Regions from separate parts of the Homo sapiens genome. Here regions 1 and 3 are each linked to region 2. Evidence: chromatin loops called from intact Hi-C (ENCODE). Cell type or tissue: endothelial cell of umbilical vein. All regions are shown on one strand.

Region 1 (8,000 bases), 310 kb before region 2:
TTGGATATCCTTTGGGTTATAACCAATGCTAGTGTTAATTATTTTGTTTCTTCAATCATTCTTGCTCTGGCCATTGGGAATTCTTTGAGGTTGTCTCCTGTGTCATTTTGACCTGCCCTTGTCATTGTGGCTGTGGTGTCTCTGAGTGTGTTTTGTGCACTTCCTTACCTTCTGGCATTGCAAGATGCTCCAGGCTCATATTGTGTATGTTGTATCTTCCCTGTCTCAGCCCTGGAATCAGCCATTTCTCCAGAGAGGCTTGGTTGCATATATTGAAGAATGGTATTTAAAAACCAATATCTGGTCACTGGGTGTGATTGTTGCTGCTGTGTCACTGCTTCTAAGTTTTTAAGTAAAGAAATAATATAACTGTAATTGGAGAATGTCCTGGCAGGCAATTGTCAGGGGATACTGCAGGAGACGGTGAGGACACCATGCTGATTGATTGCCCTGGCAAGACAGGAGGATGTACTGAACCTCGGCAGTGGCAGCACCAGTGGAAAGGAGGGTGAGGGAGTTTGTGGCTCATCTAGACATTGGTCTCCAGCAGTTATAGCCTGAGTCCTACTCTGCTACTTGCCGGCTATGACCTTGGACAATATGAATGTCCTTGGACAAGTCATTCGACCTTTCTTTGCCTTAGTTTCCTCATCTAAAAAAAAAAAGCTAACAACACCTGTTGAGAGAATCAAATGAAAGAAAATGTGAAAATCCTTGGCGATTCCAAATCACTGTCCCAATGGGAGGAACTTCAGTGTAACAGCTTTTCCCTATGCTTTTTTTGCTAGTGAGGGTCTAGCTGCTTAGGGAGGCAAAGGAGAATGGGTATTGTCATGGCACAGGCAGGAGAAAATTGCCTAGAAAAAGGCTGAATACATCCAGCCAATCTGGGTGTAAACCAGAAATCTGCAGGTCCCGGGGGAGCAGAGCAAAGCCATAGAACGTATGCAAGGCAGCAGTGACCAGCAAAGGGTGACAACCAGGTGGGAGCTTTTGCCCAACAGCTTCTGCAGAGTTCCCAGGGCGTTCAGGGGTGGTTCCCCAAGCATGGCTGGCCTGGGGCAGTGCCGCCTGCTTTAGCCAGGCACCACGAGGCTATAGAAGGATGTTCATCGGAGACGCTTGACTTCACTGGGGCAAAAAAGGTCACAAAGCATATTTCTGCTCACCCTTGCAAATTAGGATGTATGGTCTGGAAATGACTTTTTCTGATTTGTACTTACACGGTGTGGAAAACATAACAGTATGCCCTTGTGCTGTAGCCCAATATCCCAGGCTGCAGAGGTCTTGCTGTTAGCTAGCCAAGCGCCCACTCTAAGACCCAAGATGTCTTGTGTTTGAGATTTAAGTAATGTATTCCAAACCATTGTGGAGCCCTCAAGGAGGGCTTGAGAAGTGAGTGGTTTTTCTGTTCTGTTCCACGCCTAAGCCTCCCACTGTTTATCTCAGAAGTGTGGGCCCTGGTCCAGCACCCTCACCATAGGCAGAGGGACTTCCTCCTCCCTTCTTCCCATCCCCTTCTCCCCCATCCCTCCTGGGGGCCTTTCCTGTGTCCTTCATCTCCTCCTTGGTTCACTATGCTCAGGAGCTCGCTTCTTGTTCCCTTGCTCTCTGGCTTCTCACTACCTCTCAGGACGCTGAGGGAGGGCTGGGGTGGGGTGAGGCGGGGAAGATGTCTTTAGTGGTTCTGCCCTTGGGATGAATTATCTGCAAAATAATTACATCTTCCCAAGGCACAGGCTAACAATCCTGTGGGGAATTAGGCTGAAAGGGGCCTCGGTGTCTTCCAGCAATATTTGTTTAGTATGTGCAACTCCTAGGAGGAGGAAGAGAGAGGAAAATATACATTATTTCTAAAGAATAAGATAATACCTAATTGTCTTAGGTTATTTGGACTGCGATAACAAAATGGCTTAGCTTGGGTAATTTATAAACAACAGAAATTTATTGCTCACAGTTCTGGAAGCTGGGAAGTCCAAGATCAAGGCGCTGGTACATTCCGTGTCTGGTGAGGGCCCACTTCTCACAGATGATGATTCTAGCTGTATCCTCACATGGGGAAAGGGGCCAACAAGCTCCCTCAGGCCTCTTTTTTTTCACAGTTAAAAATTTTTGGTTGACACATAATTATACAAATATATTGGTTACAGTGTGATATTTCAATACTTGTATGCACTGCATAGTGATCAAATTAGGGTAATAAGCTTATCCATCACCTAAAATAGTATCATTTCTTCTTACTGGGGAGATTCAAAATTCTCTCTTCCAGCTATTTGAAAATATAGAGTAAATTGTTGTTAACTATAGTCACCCTACAGTGCTATAGAATGCTAGAACTCATTCCTTCTATCTAGCTGTAATTTTGTATCCATTACCCAACTTCTCCCTATCCCTGCCTTCCCCTACCCTTCCCAGCCTCTAGTAACCACTATTCTACTCTCTACTGTGAATCAACTTATTTACCTTCCACATATGAGTGAAGATGTGCGATATTTACCTTTCTGTGTCCCTCAGGCCTGTCGCATCGAAGCACTAATCCCATTCATGAGAGTGGAACCAGCATGACCTAATCACGTCCCAACGGTCCCCTCCTTTAATACTACCACATTGGAGAGTAGGTTTCAACATATGAATTTTGGGGACCACCAGCATTCAGACCATAGCATTGAGTGTGTTCAATATTTGAGGCTCTTTGTGCATGAAATAGTCTCAGTATTCCCATCATATAGGCACCATTATTATCCTCATTTTATCAATGGGGAAACTGAGGCTCAGAGAGGTGAAATAACTTACCCATGTCTCACAGCTAGTAAGGGACAGAGCAGGGTTTCAAAATCAGGTCAATCTCTCTTCAGAGCCTACACAATGCCTCCATACAAAGCTACAGAATGATATCTCATATGGTAAGAAATTCTAGGATGGATGTGCATGTCTGAGATCAGAAATGTCTGAGAAAATTGGGGATAAGTGGGTGCCACGAGAGAGGGCATCTGCATCTGAGTAACAGACAGATAGACAGCAATCTGGACAGAACCAAGGCCTGGCTGGGGAGGCAGTTCTGCTGCCACATGGGGGCGCATGACCCCATTCCCTGCACTGCTGGCTATGGCTCCCGAGCCCACTATTTTTCCTTACACAACCTAGCAACTGTTCTTCCACAGCTGCTCCTTTGGTTCAACTTTCCAATACAGCATAGTCTTTTACATAATTTAGGGACTTCTTTAATTTGCTGGGTTTATAGTCCAGAAGGTTTCTAGGGGAAATTTCTTGTAAGTGGGCACTTGAAGTCCAAGGCCTAATGATTTCTCTTTACTTTTTTTTTTTTTTGGTCTCTGAACCTGGATAGGAATGATCTGTTGACATTTTGATCATATAGAGGACATACCAAATTTTGCATTTGCTGAAAGCAGAAAATATTTGCATGCAAAAGAACCAGAAGGTTTGAGATATTCACATTGTACATACCTAATATTTTGAACAAATACCTTTTGCTGCGTAGTAAACAAACCCAAAACTTATTGGCTTAAAAACAACTTAATATCATCTCTCCAAATTCTGTGGATTGACTGGACTCAGCTGAAAGATTCTTGCCAGGAGTGTCTCATGTGATTGAAGTTAGACACAGCTGAGGCTGGAATCAGTTGAAGGCAGGAGACTCAAGTGGCTTCTTCACCCCCATGTTTGGCACTGCAGCTGAAGGCTGGCTTGGAGGAGGGCAGACCAGACATTTTTCTCTTTCCATGGGTCTGTCCTTAGCATGTTGTCACAGGGTAGTTGGACTGTGACACACTAGACAGCTTCCCCCAGAACAAAATCTTCAAGGTTGCTTATGACATAACTTTGGAAGCCATTCCAAGTGATTCTGTCACATTCTCTGGATCGCACGTTCTCTGTGGAAAGGGACTATATATTACTCATGAATGACAGGAGGCGTGATTCACTGCGGGGGGCGGGGGCATCTTTGAAGAGTGATTACCTTAGTTTGCACCCTGCTGCCAATAATTCATGTCCCTCCACGTGCAAAATACACTCACCCCTCCCCATAACACCCTGTCCTCCTCCCCAAATCTTGTTTTATTTAGGCATCAGTCTCATTATCTATTCTATGTAACAAATAATCCATGACCTATTCTCATTACCTATTGCTATATAACAAAGCACGCCATAAGTTAGTGTCTTAAAAACAACTACCACTTTATTATTAGGATTCTGTGGATTGTTAGAGCTCTGGGCAGTTTTGCTGCCTGTAATCTTGGCTCAGGCTCTGGCCATCCAAGGCTTGGCTGGGCTGGAAAGTGCAGATGACTCACTACATGGCTGGCCTTTGAGACTTGCAGTCCAGGTCTTTAACAGAATGAGAAGCATGGGTAGCCCTAGGCTGTGCCTTGTGTAGTTCAGGACTGGTTTGGACCTCTGTCTGGGCCACAGTCAGACTAATCTCAGCCAGTAGACACGTGACTTGCAGGAGATTTCCTTCAAGCTGAATATATATATAATATATATAAAAATATATAAAATATAAAATATATAATATATATAAAATATATAATATATTAAAAAATATATATATAAAATATATATATTTTGTAATTGGTTGGTAGGGCTACAGGGCACCCAGAACTGAATGGGTGAGTACTTCCAATGGCTATCTTGCACACTCACCCTTACTTCAGCCTTCACTAGCTGCTTTAGAAATCACCATGGTGTATATTTTCTCTCTTTCACTCATGTGCTTTCTGTCTTCCGTTCATGGTGACCAGCAGTGAGAAGATTTGGTGGAAAATGTGTATATCGTAAAGGAAACCCATTAATGCTCAACCATTGCCACAATTGCCAGTGCTCCCCCACTCCATCCAGCTAACAAGAACTGTTAGTATCTTGTTTGCCCTCTTGTTACAATCCATAAACGTATGTGGAGTTTGCACAGTTAATCTTGGAGAGCACCTTGCTAGATATGGTGAGAACCAGAAATAGTTCTCCACCCTGAAGGGCTTATTGTACCATAAGGGAGAAAAGACGAATGTACAAGAAACTTTATCATGTTGTGATAAAGAATGAGGGCTGTAGGAAAGTTACAAAAACTCCATGTTGTAGGAGGTCAGAGGACAGAAGAATTCCACTCCCGTATTCTGGCTTTGACTCTCCTTCTAGCTCTAAACAGATGTTTACATTTCACACTCCACTTTCCCCATATAGATAATAAGGAAAACATAACTCCTTTTACAAGTATCACCGAGGAGCAGTGAGAGTCTGTGACAAGGTATCTGTAAAGGTTTGGGATTTTATTTTTGTAGAGTCCAAACACATCTTTAACCTTACAGGTGCTTGGGATGGAAAGAGGAGGTAGAGTGGTTTAGATATGTGTATGTACATGTGTATATGTGCGTGTGTGTGTGTGCGCATGTGCATGTGTGTGACAGTCATGCTCCAAATGAGGCCTCAGGGGGTAATAAAAAGAGGGCCTGCTGGGACCACCAATTTCTTTTTCCCATCTGTGATGGCTGGGGCCCTGTGCTTCACACTGGGAAGGGTATTACTGAACTCTCCTCAGTCTTGTGGTGCGGTCGCCTTTAATTCATATTTGCATGTGTCGTGAGACCAGCCAGGCAGCTGAACACTGCCCAGGAGTGGAGCTTGTGATGATGGAGAGAAATGAAATCACTGTTTAATGAGAATTGGTGAGATAAGGTCCACAGATGGACCATTCGGAGGGCTGTGTTTGAACCACGGTATCCCATTCATTTTATAATACACCTTACTGTGGGCTTAAATTGCATTCTTGGAAAATTTAGCCCAGCATGACTAGTTCTTGTTAGAATAGCATCACTCACCTAATGTTGTGTTCAATAAGCCTGTTGCATAAAAGGTTATCATGTAATTTTTATCATTATAAGTCTCCAGTGCTTCCAGAACTTACCTTCAAAAGAGTGAAAATGATATTTCATATATCCACAGTTGTATTTCAAAGTAAGTTCTAAAAAGCCACATGCCTCAGTTTACCCTTTGGAATTTGCCTATCTTTTTTTTACAGCGTTATTGTTATAAATCAACTTTCTAAAAGAATATACCAGTGATATTTGCCTATAGCTTTCAAGCTTTGATTAATGTTTTAATGGTGTTTGTCCCTATTTTAATCCATGTAGTATATTGAACTAAGCCTGGGGTTTAGAGTTAGATGAGCTAGGGTCTGAATCCCAACTCTTCCCAATTACTAGCTGTGATGATGGTTAAATCACATAGTGATTCTAAGCAATCATTGTCAATGGAGTTGAAAGGATTTAAATTAAGGTAGGTACAAAAGGCATAGCACACTGCCTATCACATAGTATGTACTCAATAATCAATTTCAGCTATTATTATTGTCATCAGTAAGAATGACAAAATGTGTGCTTTAGACCTCTAAACAGCTTGACTAGATCTTTCTCTGAAAATTTCACCTTGCTTTGTTTCATTTGTATCTGCAGAGTCGCTGTTCTTATCAGAAGAACCATTATGCACAGCTAATTTCAGGTTCATGAGTTCTTAAGCACAGTGGGAAACTAATAAATCAATTAAACATATATTTCATAAGAGATTGCTATATTTATATGTGCATACATAAATATAATTTTAACAATGAAAAGTAGCTTGTCATGAATAGTTTATTTCATGAGATAAAAATAAAAGGAAAACAATAAACACTACTTCAAAATGCAATGCTATGTAACACAGAAATGAAATTCCACAAGATCTTGTGGTTCTCTGTGTTACATTCAAAAAGAGTAACAGATAACAAGATGGCTGGCCACAATGTGAGATATACTGTTGGAGAAAATTGTCCAGTGTTTTGAAAGGAAAGGAAAAGCCTTCTAGGAATTTCTCATCACAGAGAATTTAGACTGAAGGAATTTGCCACGGTGTTTTCTGAATAGCCTTAGAATTTTATATTGGATTTAAAAATTGGGTTAGGGAGGGAGTGGCTCCTCAGAATGAAGCTTTTCCAGGCTCCCTTTTACTTTGTTTTTGCCTGGGGCATTATTTTTTGTTTGCCAAGACCAGCTGCTTCCTCGCTAGCCAGGTTTCCGTTTAGTGGCCCAGGGCGGCTTCTCTGATGTCGGGGAATTTGCCCCTCTGAGGTTGGAGCGGGCAGCTGTGTGTCCCCAGGCTGGGCGAGGGGGCTGAGCTGCCTGGAGGCCTGGATGGCTGCATTCTGCTGCCGCACTTTCACCGGTATCTCTTCGCGGATCTTCAACAAATGTGACCTCTGCCAACCTCGTCTGAGCTCATCAGCTCTGCTGCCTCTGGGACCCAGGAGGGAGACAAAGGGGGCTGGGTCAGCGTTGGATGCCAGCTATTTTTTTCCACATGGTCTCTGGGAACAGTTAACTAATCATATCAGACCCAAAAATGATTTAAACCTTTCCTAGCTACTAAGCACGGGAACTGTTGCTGGCACACAAACAAATCCCAAACTATCTCAACATGATAACACAAGCTTTTTAAATTTTAGAGTAAAATGTATCATTAATCAACCATCAACAAGTATTCATTCATTTATTATGTGCTGTGCTCTGTGATGTGGGGGAGACAGAGTGGAAAGCTCAGCCTTCTCTGAACGAGCAGGTTGGATCATTGTGGGTAAAGCTGGTCCTCCACCCATCCTGGATGGACCCCTTTATTACAGAAATGTTGTTAGGGGTTGAATTGCATCCCCTGAGATTTATTTGTTGAAATCCACACTTCTCCCTCCCCTGTACTGCAGAATGTGACCTTATTTGGAAATCGAGTTGTTGCAGATACAGTTAGTTCAGGTGAGTCATACTACAACAGGGTGGCCCCTAATCCAATATGACTGGTGTCCTTATAAACGGGGGAAATTGGGACACAGACATGCACACAGGGAGAATGCCATGTGGACACTGGAGTTATGTTGTTCTAAGCCAAGAAACTGTCAGAGCTGGAAGAGAGGCGAGAGCAGATCCTTCCCCAGTGTCTTCAGAGAGAGCAGGGCCCTACTGACA
Region 2 (8,000 bases):
AATGTGATATATTTGACTAGATGTATTATAGCAAAATATAGTGGTCTTTAGTACTTGGAGTACCCTTTCTGGACTAGGAGATGAATGGAGCAGGTGAAAGTAGGACAGGTTTCCTGTCTCCCTCCCTGGCTGCTGCAGTCCACTGTTGGCTTCTCTAACTCCCGTAATGTTTGCCATTTATAAAACACAGTATCACATTTAATTATATTTTGTGTTGTATTGTTCTTGAAAGTGTCTGGAAGACTTCAAGAAGAATTTTATGTCTGCTAGATTTTCAGCACCTTGTGGCAGAAACCATGTTGTGTCATTTAAAGAAAAAATATGCTTCATGGTTTCTTGCAGAGTTCTGGACACATAGCTAGTCTTCAATTAAATAGGAGATTAGGATAATTCAGTTCTGTATCAACAGGTTAAAGCAGTTATTAAGCAGCATGAAATACAGGTAAAAACAACTCTTTCAACCTTTTGAAAACTTTAATGTCTATCACTTTGTATGCAAAAAACAATTTTTTTTTTCATAACTTAGATAACCCAAGACAACCTGGCCTTTTGCTATGCAGGCCTATGTCATCTAGTGAAGAGTTGAGTCCACCAGCAGTTCTTCATTGAGGCAAAAGAAGAAAACAAACAAAAACAACAACAAATAAATCCGACTTTTAGCAAACCATCTCAAAATATTGCAACATACAAGAACATCAAAGAAACAAACAAAAATAATAATAATAATAATGCTTCCTTGGCTGACATGGAAATGTTTACTAGTCACTAGCATGATAGACCGTGCATGACCCAGGTCTTCGATTTGATTGTCAGTGGTAGATAATTAGCTTAGAATTCCCAGCAAAGGCAGGGTGCAGTGGGTTACTCCTGTAACCCACACTGGCTTTGCCTCCCTCTTTAATGAACCCTCAACTGATTCCTCAAGCCCACAATATTCCCTCCCAGCTGATTCCTTCAGCAGATGAGTTCTGATTCAAAGATGGTTTTGTTGCAAATCAGCTAGTTTAAGTAAAAGAGGTTTATCATAAGGACAGATAAGAAGCAGGACATATTTTTGGATCTCATCAACGGAGTCCTTGCATTTTATTTATTATTCTTATGGTAGCCTGACTCAGCATCCAACTTCCTTAATGCCTGTGTTACTAGTTTAAGTTCTTGAAAAAGTCACTGTGATTGGCCATGCAATGGATTGGCTGCACCTGTGTTGGTAACGAACCTCGCCCATCAGCTGTGGCTGGCTGTCTAGCTGGGATTAAAGAAACTGTTGTTTTGGAGTCTGGAAAATTAGGAAAATCTACTCTCTTCGGGCTAGACTGTATTAATATTTCTTTACTTTCAACAAGATGGAAATTTCAGTAGAGCAAGAAACAAGTCAAGCAATCACATACCCCTATGTTCCCTATCAATTGCAGCATCCTGGAGGCAAATCCAGGACAAGGCGGGCAAATCAGTTGATGCCAGGAGTTCTAGACCAGCCTGGCCAACATGATGAAACCCTGTCTCTACTAAAAATACAAAATAAAAATTAGCCAGATGTGGCCGGGCACGGTGGCTCACACCTGTAATCCCACCAGCACTTTAGGAGGCCGAGGTGGGTGGATTACGAGGTCAGGAGATCGAGACCATCCTGGCTAACACGGTGAAACCCCGTCTCTATTAAAAATACAAAAAAATTAGCTGGGCGTGGTGGCGGGTGCCTGTAGTCCCAGCTGCTCAGGAGGCTGAGGCAGGAGAATGGCATGAACCCGGGAGGCGGAGCTTGCAGTGAGCCGAGATTGCGCCACTGCACTCCAGCCTGGGCAACAGAGCGAGACTCTGTCTCAAAAAACAAACAAACAAACAAAAAATTAGCCAGACATGGTGATGTGTGTCTGTAGTCCCATCTCCTCAAGAGGCTGAGGTAGGAGAATTGCTTGAACCCAGGAGGTGGAGGTTGCAGTGAGCCAAGGTCCCACCACTGCACCCCAGCTTGTGCAACAAAGTGAGACTCCATCTCAAAATAATAGTCATAATAAATAAAGAATAAAAATAAAAAATAGAATTCACAGCAAATACTTTTATTTTGTCCACCTGCTGTAACTGAAATGGCAAAGGACTTCCTAAGGCAGGGCTGTTCTCAAATCCATAGTCTAGTTGTACAGACAATATCTGAACTTGAATAAGTCCCTTACAATGTTTGGACTTTACCTCTCAATACATAAATAGAGGTAGTAATATGTCATCTGGACAATACAGGCAATAATAGCCATCCAAAGATTAATAACAGGATTATTGCAAGGATTAAATAATGTGATGTGAATACATCCATAAACTGTGAAATGTGATATATTGTTGACGACATTAGTAACATACCTTTTTGTTCATCATTTTCTCATAGGGCAGAAATGGATACAGCATCTAAAACTCTCTTGATCATAAGGAATAATAGTCATTCGGCAATTTCCATAAGAAGAAAAATTCATGACATAGACTATTAGTGAAATGAGGTACCAGTATATAAACTTTTCTTCTCAAAACAACCGTCTTAGGTACATACAGTAGTTCCCCTTTTTCTGCAGTTTCACTTTCCATGGTTTCAGTTACCTAACGTCAACCATGGTCTGAAAATATTACAGTATTTAGAGAGAGACAGAGACCACATTCATGTAACTTTTATTACAGTATATTGTTATAATTGTTCTACTTTATTATTAGTGAGTGTTGTCAACCTTTTACTTTGCCTAATTTATAAATTAAACTTTATCTTAGGTATGTATGCATAGTATAGGGCTTGGTACTATCTGTGGTTTCAGGTATCCACTGGGGATCTTGGGACATATACCCTACTGATAAGGGGGACTACTGTATCACTGTTTATCACCATTTTACAGATCAGGAAACTGAGGTCACACAGCTGGCAAGTGGTAGAGTTGAGACTCAAGCCTTTTCTGGTGCCAAAGCTCCAATCTGTGCTCTTAAGCACAAATGAGCCTGATGACAAATTCTCAGACTGTGACTGAATGAGTGAGAGATGCCAGTTCTTAAACAAACACTGGGGAAAAGTTACCAGTGCAAATGGGGATTAGAAAGGAATCGTTCTTTTCCCTCCTGGATGTTTACACGGGTGGTTCACCCCATTCATGGGCAGGAAAACACAGGAAATCTGGGCTGTGAGTTGTTGGGATCTAAGGGAGCCCATGATTGACTCATGTGTTGTTTCTATACTATGCTTGCCAATTATATTTTTAAACAGCAGCTACTGTTATATACTTCTTTTTCCCTCTCAGGAGTTCACAAACAAGTTTTTAATTTTAAGGTCAAATTGGAGGTCACTCTCAAGGTATGGGAAATTCCATTCCCATGGCTGCGTCTGGACACAATTTCTTTCTCCCGCAGGGCATTGTGGAATGTAGTATCACAGACTGACAGGCAACGTGAGACACAGAACAAGGCTGCAGAAATGCACTTGGTGGGGAACATTTTTCTTCTATTTCAATATTAAAATGGGAAAGTAGAAAATCTGGAAAATAAAAAGTGCTGTCTCTACAAACGTTTGGGGTAGAAAGAAGCATCTCACTTTCACTTACAAAATTAGCTCTTTACTTTCTCAGACGTTATTAAATCTATTATAACCTTTCATCAGCAAATAGTCATGGGAGACTCTGAGTAACACTTGTCCTAGAAAAAGGCATGAAGACACCTGGCTTCTCCAGCTTTATTAGCTCAGCTAGTATTGATGATGATGAAATTAATTCAGATTATTGATATCTTGGCAACAGGAATGTCACCTGAGTATTTTATAAAAAGATGTAGAGGTATACAAATTCTTTCTAACTTCCTGGGAAAAGCAGGGACTAATCAATGCCACCCGATGTTCATCATAACTCTTATAAAGTAACACTCCTGACTTCTGCATAAAGAATTGTCCATTAGCTCAGCGGCCAGGTATCTAGGCAGGGCCAGTGCTCTAATCAGCAGCTTGTACTCTAATTATGGGCTTCTTTGAATACCCGTGATACCTTGTTTAAACTGCTGTCCCCTCTTCGCTTCCATACTGAACGAAAGTTAACGATATAAGCATGCTTGTTGTTGGTTGAGGCATTCAGCCCTGGTAAATAACTCTCTTGATTTTTGCTTTGGGTTCACAGATCTGTGGTGTCATGCCTCGTATAGACATGACTAAGTGACTTTAAAAACCATGGTTGTTGAAATCTGACCCAGGCTAAAAAAAAAATACTTACCAAAAAAAAAAAAATAGCTCAGTGTTCTCTTTGTGAAATGCCAGCTCCAATCTGCATGGAGCCCATGGTAAATTACCCACCTGTTTTCACTTACACAACATTAAAAAACACTTATACATCATTACATTCTTATATCATATTACTGAAAATGAATGCTAACACGATATGAGATAAACAGTGCTAATGAGGTAGAAGGTGGCTCCTATGCTCTCCTGATAGGATGACTATGGCCCTGATCAACTTTTGGTCATTGTATGAGACTCTTTGAATCTTGTTATCTTGACAAAGGGTAGAAAGAGGCTTTTGTTTCCAGCACCTGCTGTTTCTCCACATACTTGGACTACTTCTCAACAAAGTTAAGCTGAATCACTGCAAGACACTGAAACTTTATTAACTCATTGGAAATCAGGTTGATATTTTTTTGTGGACAATGTAGAAATACAGTTACTATGAACACACGAATGCCTTTTTTTTTTAATTTTAAAAGTGTAATTAGGATGTGGCCAGAATATTTATTTCTAATGGGAATAGCTTCTGTTTAGGCTAATAGAATATTCTCAAAACATTCTTGGATTGGGACCATCTTCAGAAAACTAATAGCAGGCCACACTGTACTTTCAACAGTAATTGTCAGCTGCACAAACAAAATCCATACTTTCCTTAAGAGAAAATTATACAATTACCATGGGAACAAAAGCCTCATTTTGTTTAATTTGCTTCATGTTTACCAAAACGTATTGGTTATACCACCAGCTCCACCATCCCCCAACCAAACCCCATGAAAAAATATATTAGAGGACCATCAGAGTTCTGTTTCAGTAAGCTTTGTTTAAACAAGTGCTTTGGTGTGTTTTTTCACTGTCGGAGTAGGTTGCAGGAAGCATGGGTGACTGACCACGAAACATCGTGCCTTGTCTTAGGACTAAGATTCCACCAGATGGCTGGGAAGATGGTCTGCAGGTCCACAGGCTGTAGAAAGAGCAGGATGGCCCTGGCAGATAGGTAGGTTCTGCCTCCTTGAGATATGTATATATATGTATACGTATGTGTGTATGTGTGTGTATATATATGTGTGTGTGTATATATATATGTGTGTGTGTATATATATGTGTGTGTGTGTATATATATATGTTTGTGTGTGCATGTGTGTCTGCGTGTGTGTGAGTGTGCTTGAATCCTATTTTCTTCTTTGAGGGAGCCCCCAAAAATTCATCACCACAGTATCAAGGATTAGAGCAACTGATGAAATTTTGGACTTATTTCATGTTGTTTCTAATTAAAGTGGCCATAGGAATCTCCAGAAGTTATCTGAGAATTAAAAGAAAGTCACTACAAGGTGTAAGCCTCCAGAAGGTTGCAAGTTAGCCTTTACAACACCCTAAATTCCATGATCACTTCCTCTAAAAAGTGCTAGCAGATCCTTTGGTGAGTTCCATCAGGATGGGCTGTTCACGCATTTATGAAAGCATTTACTTGATTCTGCCTAAAATTATGGATTTTTATGTATCCTTCTTACCCACTAGACTATTTATTATGTGCCTACAAAATGTAGGTCAGTGCTAGGTACCCATTAAATATTGGTGGCTGTTGACTGGTGATTCCCTGAAAAAATACCAAAATAACCCATGATCAAGCAAAGCTGAGTCTTAGTAGCATCTCTGAGCAGGAAGGACAAAAGTGAGAAGCATATGAGGTTTTGGGGGTCAGGGGAGTTATGTGGGTGTATTGACATGGAGGGGATTGGCTGGGGAGGGTGATCTAATTGCAGTTGGGCAGGCTTGGGGATGTAATCATTTAGGATTACATAGACGGTAAGAATTTCTAGGACAATATTGAGTAAATATTTGTTTGATGAACCCTGAGAATGAGGTACTTACTCTAATAAGGGCTAATTGAGGAGGCTAGTAGTCTATCATCTGGGGGAAAAAAAGGATTTTGGAGAAATACTTGAAAGAAACAGTAAAATTACTGACAACTTTGTCTTCCTAGGCAAGAATTTCCAGGAATAGTAAAGTCAGGTTAATTTAGACAGTGAGCTTGTGATATCAGATGGTTTAAGCTCTCTCTATATATTTGGAAGATTGCACTTAGAGTTGATTTTTCTTCTTTTTTTTCTAACTTTAAAATTTTGGTTTCACCAAACTATAGAGGCTTAGCTCCTTAAAAGAAAAAAAAAAAAAGCAAACATCATAATGATAGTCAAAAGAAGATACTTTCTTTCTCTAAACTTAGATTTTCTAGAAGAAAACAAGATGACAGAATATAAATGTGAGATAGAAAATAGGAACAATGAGGAGAAAAGAACAATAAAATGGGCCACGTTTGGGGTCATTGTCCTAAAAATGTCCTTGATTATGTCAATTTAAATAATATTATGACTTTTTCCACAAGGAAGTAGTACTAATTGAACCACCAACTTAAAAATGAATAGCAGAGAACATTAAAAGGTCTACATAAAGTATCATAAAGAAATTCAGGGAGTGGCAAAGCAAACAAACAACTAAACAACCCAACTCTACATATGTACCACTTTGGGAGTCTTCTTGTTTGGAAGTGACTAAGGGCTGGCTTATAGTAAGGACTGAGTTAATGATTAATAAATAATTGGTTTTTGAAGCATGGACTTCATGTCAATACATGAAGCATGACTTAAGTCAATACAAATCACATTTGATGCTTAGAAATGCCACGTAATGCTTCTGAAAGGATTTGTTGCAAGTCTATAGGGAGTACATGCAATTATGTGAGGTGTTGCATGGAGAAGAAAGGCAAAGACATTGTTCCTTTTCTTCTCCGGGTCTGGCAGTCAGTGTAAAAATTAGAATTTCCAATGTTATAGGATCAGTTAGGCCAGGAAAGGCCTGACTAGGAGTTTGGTTAAAATTGATTTCAGTGTGATCCCAGCACTTTGGGAGGCCAAAGTGGGTGAATCACCTGAGATCAGGAGTTCGAGACCAGCCTGACCAACATGGTGATACCCCGACTCCACTAAAATTACAAAAATTAGCTGGGCGTAGTGGTGGGCACCTGTAATCCCAGCTACTTAGGAGGCTGAGGCAGGAGAATTGCTTGAACCTGGGAGGTGGAGGTTGCAGTGAGCTGATATCCTGCCTTTACACTCCAGCCTGGGCAACAGAGCGAGACTCTGTCTCAAAAACAAAAAACAAAAAACTGATTTCAGAAAGGCTCACAGGGACTGAACAGCAAGGGGTCATAGGTAGAAGTAGGAACCGGGCACTTCATTCTAAAGAGTAAGACTGGAAGGATCTTGGAGGTAGTTCAGGCAGGGGAAACCAGTAGTAGTGAGATTGGACCAGGCAAATAGACCAGCCCTGAGATGTGGGGAAGAAGCACACAGAGAAGGTCATTGGACAATGGAGATCATGATCCCAAAGCCAAGGGTTTTAGGAACCAGGAAATCAGGAATAGAAGAAAGAGGGATAAATAAAAGCTTAGAAATATAGGTAAGCAGAGACTAGAAAATGAGGTTTGGAGCTTAGGCAGCATCTGTTCAGAAGCCTTGGGGTCCCATCATCAGAGTTGTCTGAATCTGCAACTTCAGGGAGAAGTTGGAGCTCCTTGCATGTTTCTTTCTGTGGGGCAGGAGCTGGAGACAAAGGTTCTCAGGAAAGTTTTGTATCAGACAAATCCTCCAGGAGAACAGCTCCCTGGTTCCCATTGGATTTGTTTGGCCCTGCCCCTCCATATCATAGTTTGGATTCTCCAAGAAGCAGGTGCTGGGATAGAGTTAGAAGTGTGAATGGTTTATTGTGGAATAAT
Region 3 (8,000 bases), 290 kb after region 2:
TATGTTAAAGTGTCTCAGGTAGCTAATGACTGAAAAAGTACTGTGAATTCTATTTAGTAAGAAATTTCAGAACTGCTCCTATAGCCTGCTGGCAGAAGTAAACAATTATGTAAGGCAAGTGGGGGGAAACCTGAAATTTTGTTGGTCTCAAGTCTTACCCTATTGTTTGAGCCTCAAAAAAAAATTTACTGAATCAACTTACCATGTTGCTAAATAATGCAATGATTGTATTGCTCGTGTTTTAAGGAGAAGAGAGGTATAAACCGCATTCTTGGCCTCAGAATTCCATAGAAAAACACTTGTGCCAAGGTTACCTGCCTGTAAAGACCCAAGATTATATCCCATGTTTGATAATTTAATGTTTGGAACATAGTAAGCACAGATTTATGGTCTATTAACATTTAGGTATCACCAGCTATTTATCTTTTATTTTCTTGCTAGCTGCGTATACAACTGTGAAAGCTTAAGGCACTGTAGATTGCCATTGGGTCAGTCCTTAAAATTAATATTCCTGAGATTGCATTAAAGGAAAGAAAATATTAAAATATGTTTATGCTATATTCATAGAAGCTTACACATGGAAACAGAAATACATGCAACACATATAAATCTTTTTGTTTACATATGCAGCTTTTCTTCCAGCCATGATAAGGTGCCCTAGAAACATTCACTAGTCTTTGTAACACCCCAGAGGGTAAGTAGCAAGAATTCTTATCTTCATATTGCAGGTGAAATACCTAGGTAGGGGCAGATTAAATGACTTAGCCAGGTCACTCTCTAAGTCAGTTATGAAGCTAGAAATAAAACTCCAGGATCTTGACTTTTGGTTCCTACACAAGTATCAGACCCATCAGTATTTGTGCTTCTTCTCCTCACTTGAAAAGTAACCATTGATGTAAATCCTGTCCCTGTTAAGGAAATCTTGCTGTGTGGCACTAGCACACATGATACTGAGTCCCCGATGGGCAGTTAAGAGGGTACTCTGCTGTTGCAGTGAACAAGCTCAGGTAGCAAAAGGATATTGTTAAGCCAGTTTCTTGCAGACCAGGCCCTATGAAGAACATTATCAGAAGTTTCCATAACTTCAGAGAAAGTATTTTCATCTACTTTCTTACATTAGTTTCTCTTGAATAATTTCAGATTGCCCCTAGTGTTGGAATCAATCTTCTGAAAGGCTTGGTCCCTGTCCTCAGGAAGTGTATGTCCTACACAAATTAAGACCCGCTTAATCATAAACAAAGTAAGCATTAACATTAGTCTAGCCCTTCTGCACATATTCTCTTCCTCTCTCTTTGATCTTATTTTCTAATTTCTGGCTAATTTGATTAGTCTTGAACACCAGCGAGTGGCCAGAACCCTCAGCATTTCTCTTCCACAATGGCAGGCTGTAAACAGACTCTCAGACCCTCATTTGCGTGCTTGTCTGTCCATCAGCAGGAGCTAGGATCAAATCACGTCCAGTCTCTGCTTCCTCCTCCCCAGGTTGGCACACGAGGGGCTGATGGCTCACGTCACAAAGGTACTCTGTGTTCTGTTGCCTTTTTTCTGTGGAATAACTCCTTCTGGTATGACTTCACTTTTCTGTTAGTGAGCACTTTCCCCCATAAATATGCCTGAACAGGTGTTACTCTGCTGCTAACTGAGTTTCCAGCTGTCCTCCTCCAACACAGACCCAGCAAAATCTGTTGTTTCGTCCTTTTAGGCAGACTAGAGAAGCGCCTAGCCTGAGATGGAGGTCTTCCTTGCAGGATATGGCCGTTCTGCTGCCAGAAGATGGTCCGGAAAGCCTGGCTGGCTAACAAAGACAGGCCTTCAGCGGCTGGGTGTAGTTCCAGTTCTGCATCCCCTTTGGCAGAAACACAGAGGCTGCTGCAGTGTGGCCAGCCAGCGAAATTAGGAAATAAGGACCTCTTTTATTTACTCAGGCTGCTGAATCATGGGCATTCCTGTCTGCTTGGAGAAAAGTCAGGCGGCTCTACTTTCCACTGAAAGTCTCAGGAGTGTTGGAGACTTTCATCTCGGAGTGTTCACACACTTGTTTTAATGTGCTTTATGGAAATGGTGAAACTCAGCAAGTACAGTTGCTGTAGAAAAACATCTGCACTAACCATGCACACACATTTGCATCTTTAAATAGACTTTTTAGGCCACAGAGCTGGTTTCTAGCAAAGCTTTTTCGGCAGTAAGAGCTACAGCTCTCGGAGAGTCAGCTCAAGTGAAGAGACTGGTTTCAAAAATTAAAATTTAACATGGACATGTTAAGTACTTCACATTGAAATGCAGAAAACTTGCCATCACCCAGAAAGACAGTCCCTGTAAGTAGCACTTAGTGCCAAAGGGAAAAAAAGTTAAAGTTGATTCAGGAACCTGAGTTGAAAGAATCTTCTACAGTTTCTTCCACGTGTAAAAAGAAATTGACATCGTTTAAACCTATATTCACCATTTAAGCTTAGTTTGCACTGTGGCTGCCAAAAAGCCTAAGTTAATGGGGATGGATAACTCTCAAAGTCTTAGGTAGACCTCAGAGTATGTTGGCGGGGAGACCATCACCACAAAAGTCTTGGAGGAGTCTGATACCTGAAGAGTGTGGACCAACCCGCTTGGAGTAGTGAGTCCCTGTGTGTTCTTTGGAGAACACAATCCATTTACAGTACTGGCAAATGAGAGTTTTTACATTTTATATTTTAAAACAGAAATCAGCCTTTCAGGGATGCTTTATTTATTTTTCTATAAGTATTATTCCTTGCTCAAACTATTTACTTCTGCTCAATCCCCACGCCTTATGACTTCTAGAGGGGGTGTTGTGTAATTTCCTTTACAAAGACAAGTAATGGGGACTGGAGAGAAGAAAGAAAAGGTTTCTGCTCTCTTGAATCCTGGTTAAAACCTTGATCCTAACCTTCAGCTCACTTGACGTGTCACTGAAATTTACAAGCTTAAGAGAACAGTTATATAATAGATATAGTCAGGCATGGACCACAGACAAGAACCTGAATTAAGCCTGGTGTTAGGGATTGCATAATTTTTATAATGGTCCATTGCTCTATAATTCTTTATGTATTTGTAAAAAATATATCATACCTGGACACAATCTGCAATTTAATTATAAATTCACTTGCTCAATTTTCAAGCTCAATAGTTACATCCTTCTAGGCTGGATGCATTACAAATTCTGATTCACTGTTTTCCCCAAATGTATAAATGAGAAGATGTGTTTGAAAATATTTTTTAAATGAAATAGCAGGATTTAAGCCTAAAAGATAAATGTGAAATGTGGTAGATTTTACCTAGAATGTTGAGTACATTTAATAGATGGCCTTTTTTTTCAATTAGGGTAAATATTTGAAACCTTGATTTGTTTCAGGTATATTAGCTTTAGGTGACAACACTTTTTTAAGGGGAAAACTAGATCATTATTGAGTTTTTTTGCTTTTAGTTAAATTTTTTTTTTTGTATGTTGAGTGGTGAGTTGAGTTTATCTGCATATGTTCCTGGTGTATTCACTTTAAGTATAAATCACATCCACATCCATCAGACCCTTTCTTATGCTGGAAACATGTTGGGTTATAGAGTCCTATAAATGAGGATGCAAAATCATGCGGTTTTCAACTTGTATGGCGAAGCTTTGTTGCAGTGGGCAAGGATCCAGGAATGGTGTTTGGTTGTTTTCTCAGAGTGAGAGGGTTGCCATCTGGCATTGATAGTGAGATGGTGTTGTCATCAGTTTCTAGATGCAGGAAAGGAATGATCCTCATCTGTTTCCTGTGGATAAGGAAGAGGCTGACAATCTAGTAAAATCTTGTTACCTTAAAGAAAGCAGACATGGAATTCGTTTACATAATGCTCACCAGTTTCTACTTTTATATTAATCATTTAGCTTGCTAGTGAACTTCAGCTTTGAAGAATTTAAAAACTTATTTGAACATACTCTAATTGAATACCATTAGAATATTCTAATAATGCTCTAACTGAGCCTCTTATTCTAACTGAAACACTATCCCCACCAGCTCCACTCCATGGTCTTTACTTGTGTGTTTTTTTGAAAAATCGTGCTCCTTTGGAGAGTGGAAAGCTTTTAAAGTTTCTTCTGATCTTGAATAATAGGTTATGAAAAGCAAAAAAGAGGTTTCACAACCTGCTTTGAGATGGTCTTATTTTCCACTTGGATATCAAGAAAGCAACAGAAATAACAGTGCACGTTTGCTAAGAACATAGTTTTTAAAATCACCTAATATAAGGTAACATTCCTTTATGGATAACTTGCTAAGTTTATATCTGGCTCTCAGTCTTGTTTGTCTTCTTTTTGTCACTCATAAATCTTTCAGCATTTACCATAATCATTTATCACTTTTCCTGTTTCCAGTTTTTCACAAGTTGCTTTGTCTCTGCTCACCTCAAAGTGCAGGTCCTGTTTAGCTAAGGAAGTTCAGGCTGCTGAAGCTTTTGCAAAAGGAAGATATGGTGGGCCACCTCTTGAACTTTCCAAACAAAATACACTATTAAAATCTGGCCCTTGTGAAACTCTCATTTTTTCTTGATCCTAGCTGATCCTAGCTACATGTAATATCTAGCAGTACCCTTCTAACATTTAATAATCCATTTTCTGGCCTATGGAATTCGAATTTCAGTTATTGAAGAAATCCTGGTTATCTTTCATTACACAAGACATAATTATTATTGTGTTTTCTGTCTTCTTTCATGTGCTTACTTTTTAATATTTTTTTGCTGAAAGCAATAAGGTCTGTATCAATAAGAACCCCGTAACAGATTTTGGTCTGCAGAATTGCCTTTTTATATAAAAACAAGCAAAATGCAGAGGGAATTTTTTATTAAATATTAGACATCTGGGTTGACTGCATTAATTTTAAATCATTCCCGTAATATTTCCTCTTTTCATTTGGTTCTTCAGATGCTCACATAATATGCAAATCATTTTAGAAGGAATACAAAAGAAACATTAAATATATTAAAATCTGCATTTTAATAAAATTGTCAATGTGTAATATATACCTTGCTTCTAAGGAAGAATGATAAAAAGTAATAAAAGGGTAATTTAGACATAGAACTATTTAATATCCTCTTATATTTTACAACTCAACAAAAAGTAAATGCAGAATAACTGCTTTGGGCTCAGATTTGAAAATGTCTCACTCAAATATTCTCTCTTTTCATTTTGTTTTTTCTTGAAAGATTCAAGAGGGCCCAACTCTGCGTGCTGGTTGAAATGCTACGGTAAACTCACTCTTGAATCTCAACATGTCAGATGAAATTTGTCATTGCTTCTTGTTGCAGATGGAGTGGATGTTGAAGATGATCCGACTTGCTCTTGGCCAGCTTCCTCACCTTCTAGCAAGGATCAGACTTCCCCTAGCCATGGAGAAGGTTGCGATTTTGGAGAGGAAGAAGGTGGCCCTGGGCTTCCATACCCGTGTCAATTCTGTGACAAGTCGTTTAGCCGCCTCAGCTACCTAAAGCACCATGAGCAGAGTCACAGTGACAAACTGCCTTTCAAATGCACCTACTGCAGTAGGCTGTTCAAACACAAGCGCAGCCGAGATCGCCACATAAAACTCCACACCGGGGACAAGAAGTACCACTGCAGTGAATGTGATGCTGCGTTTTCCAGAAGTGATCACTTGAAGATCCACTTAAAGACTCACACGTCCAACAAGCCATATAAATGTGCCATTTGTCGCCGTGGGTTTCTGTCCTCTAGTTCCTTACACGGACACATGCAGGTTCATGAGAGGAACAAGGACGGCTCTCAGTCCGGTTCCAGGATGGAGGACTGGAAGATGAAGGACACTCAGAAGTGCAGTCAGTGTGAGGAAGGCTTTGACTTCCCGGAAGACCTCCAAAAACACATTGCAGAGTGCCACCCCGAATGCTCCCCAAATGAGGACCGAGCGGCCCTCCAGTGTGTCTACTGCCACGAGCTCTTCGTAGAGGAGACCTCCCTCATGAACCACATGGAGCAGGTGCATAGCGGGGAGAAGAAGAACTCATGCAGCATTTGTTCTGAGAGTTTCCACACAGTTGAGGAACTGTACAGCCACATGGACAGTCACCAGCAACCGGAGTCATGCAATCACAGCAACAGCCCTTCCCTGGTCACGGTGGGCTATACCTCCGTGTCCAGTACGACTCCAGATTCCAACCTCTCAGTGGACAGCTCAACCATGGTGGAAGCTGCCCCGCCAATCCCAAAGAGTCGAGGGAGGAAGAGGGCCGCTCAACAAACCCCTGACATGACTGGTCCCTCGAGTAAACAAGCAAAAGTTACCTACAGCTGTATTTACTGCAACAAACAATTATTTTCAAGTCTTGCAGTTCTGCAGATTCACCTGAAAACTATGCACTTAGATAAGCCAGAACAGGCCCATATTTGTCAGTATTGCTTGGAGGTCCTGCCCTCACTCTATAACCTAAATGAACATCTTAAGCAAGTGCATGAAGCTCAGGACCCAGGTCTGATTGTTTCTGCCATGCCTGCCATTGTCTACCAGTGTAACTTCTGTTCCGAAGTTGTCAACGACCTCAACACTCTTCAGGAACACATCCGATGTTCTCATGGATTTGCAAACCCTGCAGCTAAAGATAGTAATGCATTCTTTTGTCCCCATTGCTATATGGGGTTTCTCACTGACTCTTCCCTGGAAGAGCATATTAGACAGGTTCATTGTGACCTCAGTGGCTCCCGATTTGGGTCTCCAGTGCTTGGGACTCCCAAAGAACCAGTAGTAGAAGTCTATTCTTGTTCCTATTGTACAAATTCGCCAATATTCAACAGCGTTCTTAAACTGAACAAGCATATCAAAGAGAATCATAAAAACATTCCCTTGGCCCTGAATTATATCCACAATGGGAAGAAATCCAGGGCCTTAAGCCCCCTATCTCCTGTGGCCATAGAGCAGACATCTCTTAAGATGATGCAGGCAGTAGGAGGTGCACCTGCACGTCCCACTGGAGAATATATCTGTAATCAATGTGGTGCTAAGTACACATCCCTAGACAGCTTTCAGACTCACCTAAAAACTCATCTCGACACTGTGCTTCCAAAATTGACCTGTCCTCAGTGCAACAAGGAATTCCCCAACCAAGAATCCTTGCTGAAGCATGTTACCATTCACTTTATGATCACTTCAACGTATTACATCTGTGAGAGTTGTGACAAGCAATTCACATCAGTGGATGACCTTCAGAAACACCTGCTGGACATGCACACCTTTGTCTTCTTTCGCTGCACCCTCTGCCAGGAAGTTTTTGACTCAAAAGTCTCCATTCAGCTCCACTTGGCTGTGAAGCACAGTAACGAAAAGAAAGTCTATAGGTGCACATCTTGCAACTGGGACTTCCGCAACGAAACTGACTTGCAGCTCCATGTGAAACACAACCACCTGGAAAACCAAGGGAAAGTGCATAAGTGCATTTTCTGCGGTGAGTCCTTTGGCACCGAGGTGGAGCTGCAATGCCACATCACCACTCACAGTAAGAAGTACAACTGCAAGTTCTGTAGCAAAGCCTTCCATGCGATCATTTTGTTAGAAAAACACTTGCGAGAAAAACACTGTGTATTCGAAACCAAGACACCCAACTGTGGAACAAATGGAGCTTCCGAGCAAGTGCAGAAAGAGGAAGTGGAGCTGCAGACTTTGCTGACCAACAGCCAGGAGTCCCACAACAGTCACGATGGGAGCGAAGAAGACGTTGACACCTCTGAGCCTATGTACGGCTGCGACATTTGTGGGGCAGCCTACACTATGGAAACTTTGCTGCAGAATCACCAGCTCCGAGACCACAACATCAGACCTGGAGAAAGTGCCATCGTGAAAAAGAAAGCTGAGCTCATTAAAGGGAATTACAAGTGCAACGTGTGCTCTCGAACCTTCTTCTCCGAAAATGGCCTCCGGGAACATATGCAGACCCACCTAGGCCCTGTCAAACACTACATGTGCCCTATTTGCGGAGAGCGGTTTCCCTCCCTTTTAACTCTTACTGAA

The links. Peaks named below come from ENCODE experiments on the same cell type or tissue, not always from the same donor. Only the 100,000 strongest peaks of a DNase experiment are listed, where the experiment ranks them.
Region 1: it touches region 2 in a loop (10-fold over the local background); 2 of 110 quality-filtered maps call a loop at or near these places.
Region 3: it touches region 2 in a loop (15-fold over the local background); 2 of 110 quality-filtered maps call a loop at or near these places.

The regions. Positions count from the first base shown.
Region 1 is chr18:25,827,287-25,835,286 of GRCh38, reverse strand. No RefSeq gene overlaps it. Among named protein-coding and RNA genes, the nearest start is that of SS18, 260 kb to the left of the region's middle. RefSeq lists enhancers at 6,689-7,188, 7,189-7,690. In endothelial cell of umbilical vein, a CTCF peak has its summit at 3,059 (motif pointing right); DNase peaks (open chromatin) are centred at 3,096 and 4,296; H3K27me3 peaks cover 480 bases.
Region 2 is chr18:25,513,457-25,521,456 of GRCh38, reverse strand. No RefSeq gene overlaps it. Among named protein-coding and RNA genes, the nearest start is that of ZNF521, 170 kb to the right of the region's middle. RefSeq lists an enhancer at 2,475-2,644. In endothelial cell of umbilical vein, no CTCF peak of the experiment used is centred here; a DNase peak (open chromatin) is centred at 3,136; H3K27ac peaks cover 3,014 bases.
Region 3 is chr18:25,224,990-25,232,989 of GRCh38, reverse strand. It overlaps ZNF521 (zinc finger protein 521), which reads left to right. Exons shown (of 8, transcript NM_015461.3): 4 at 5,293-8,000. Among named protein-coding and RNA genes, the nearest start is that of ZNF521, 120 kb to the left of the region's middle. RefSeq lists enhancers at 1,929-2,048, 2,970-4,620. In endothelial cell of umbilical vein, no CTCF peak of the experiment used is centred here; DNase peaks (open chromatin) are centred at 1,859, 3,669 and 4,389; H3K27ac peaks cover 5,425 bases.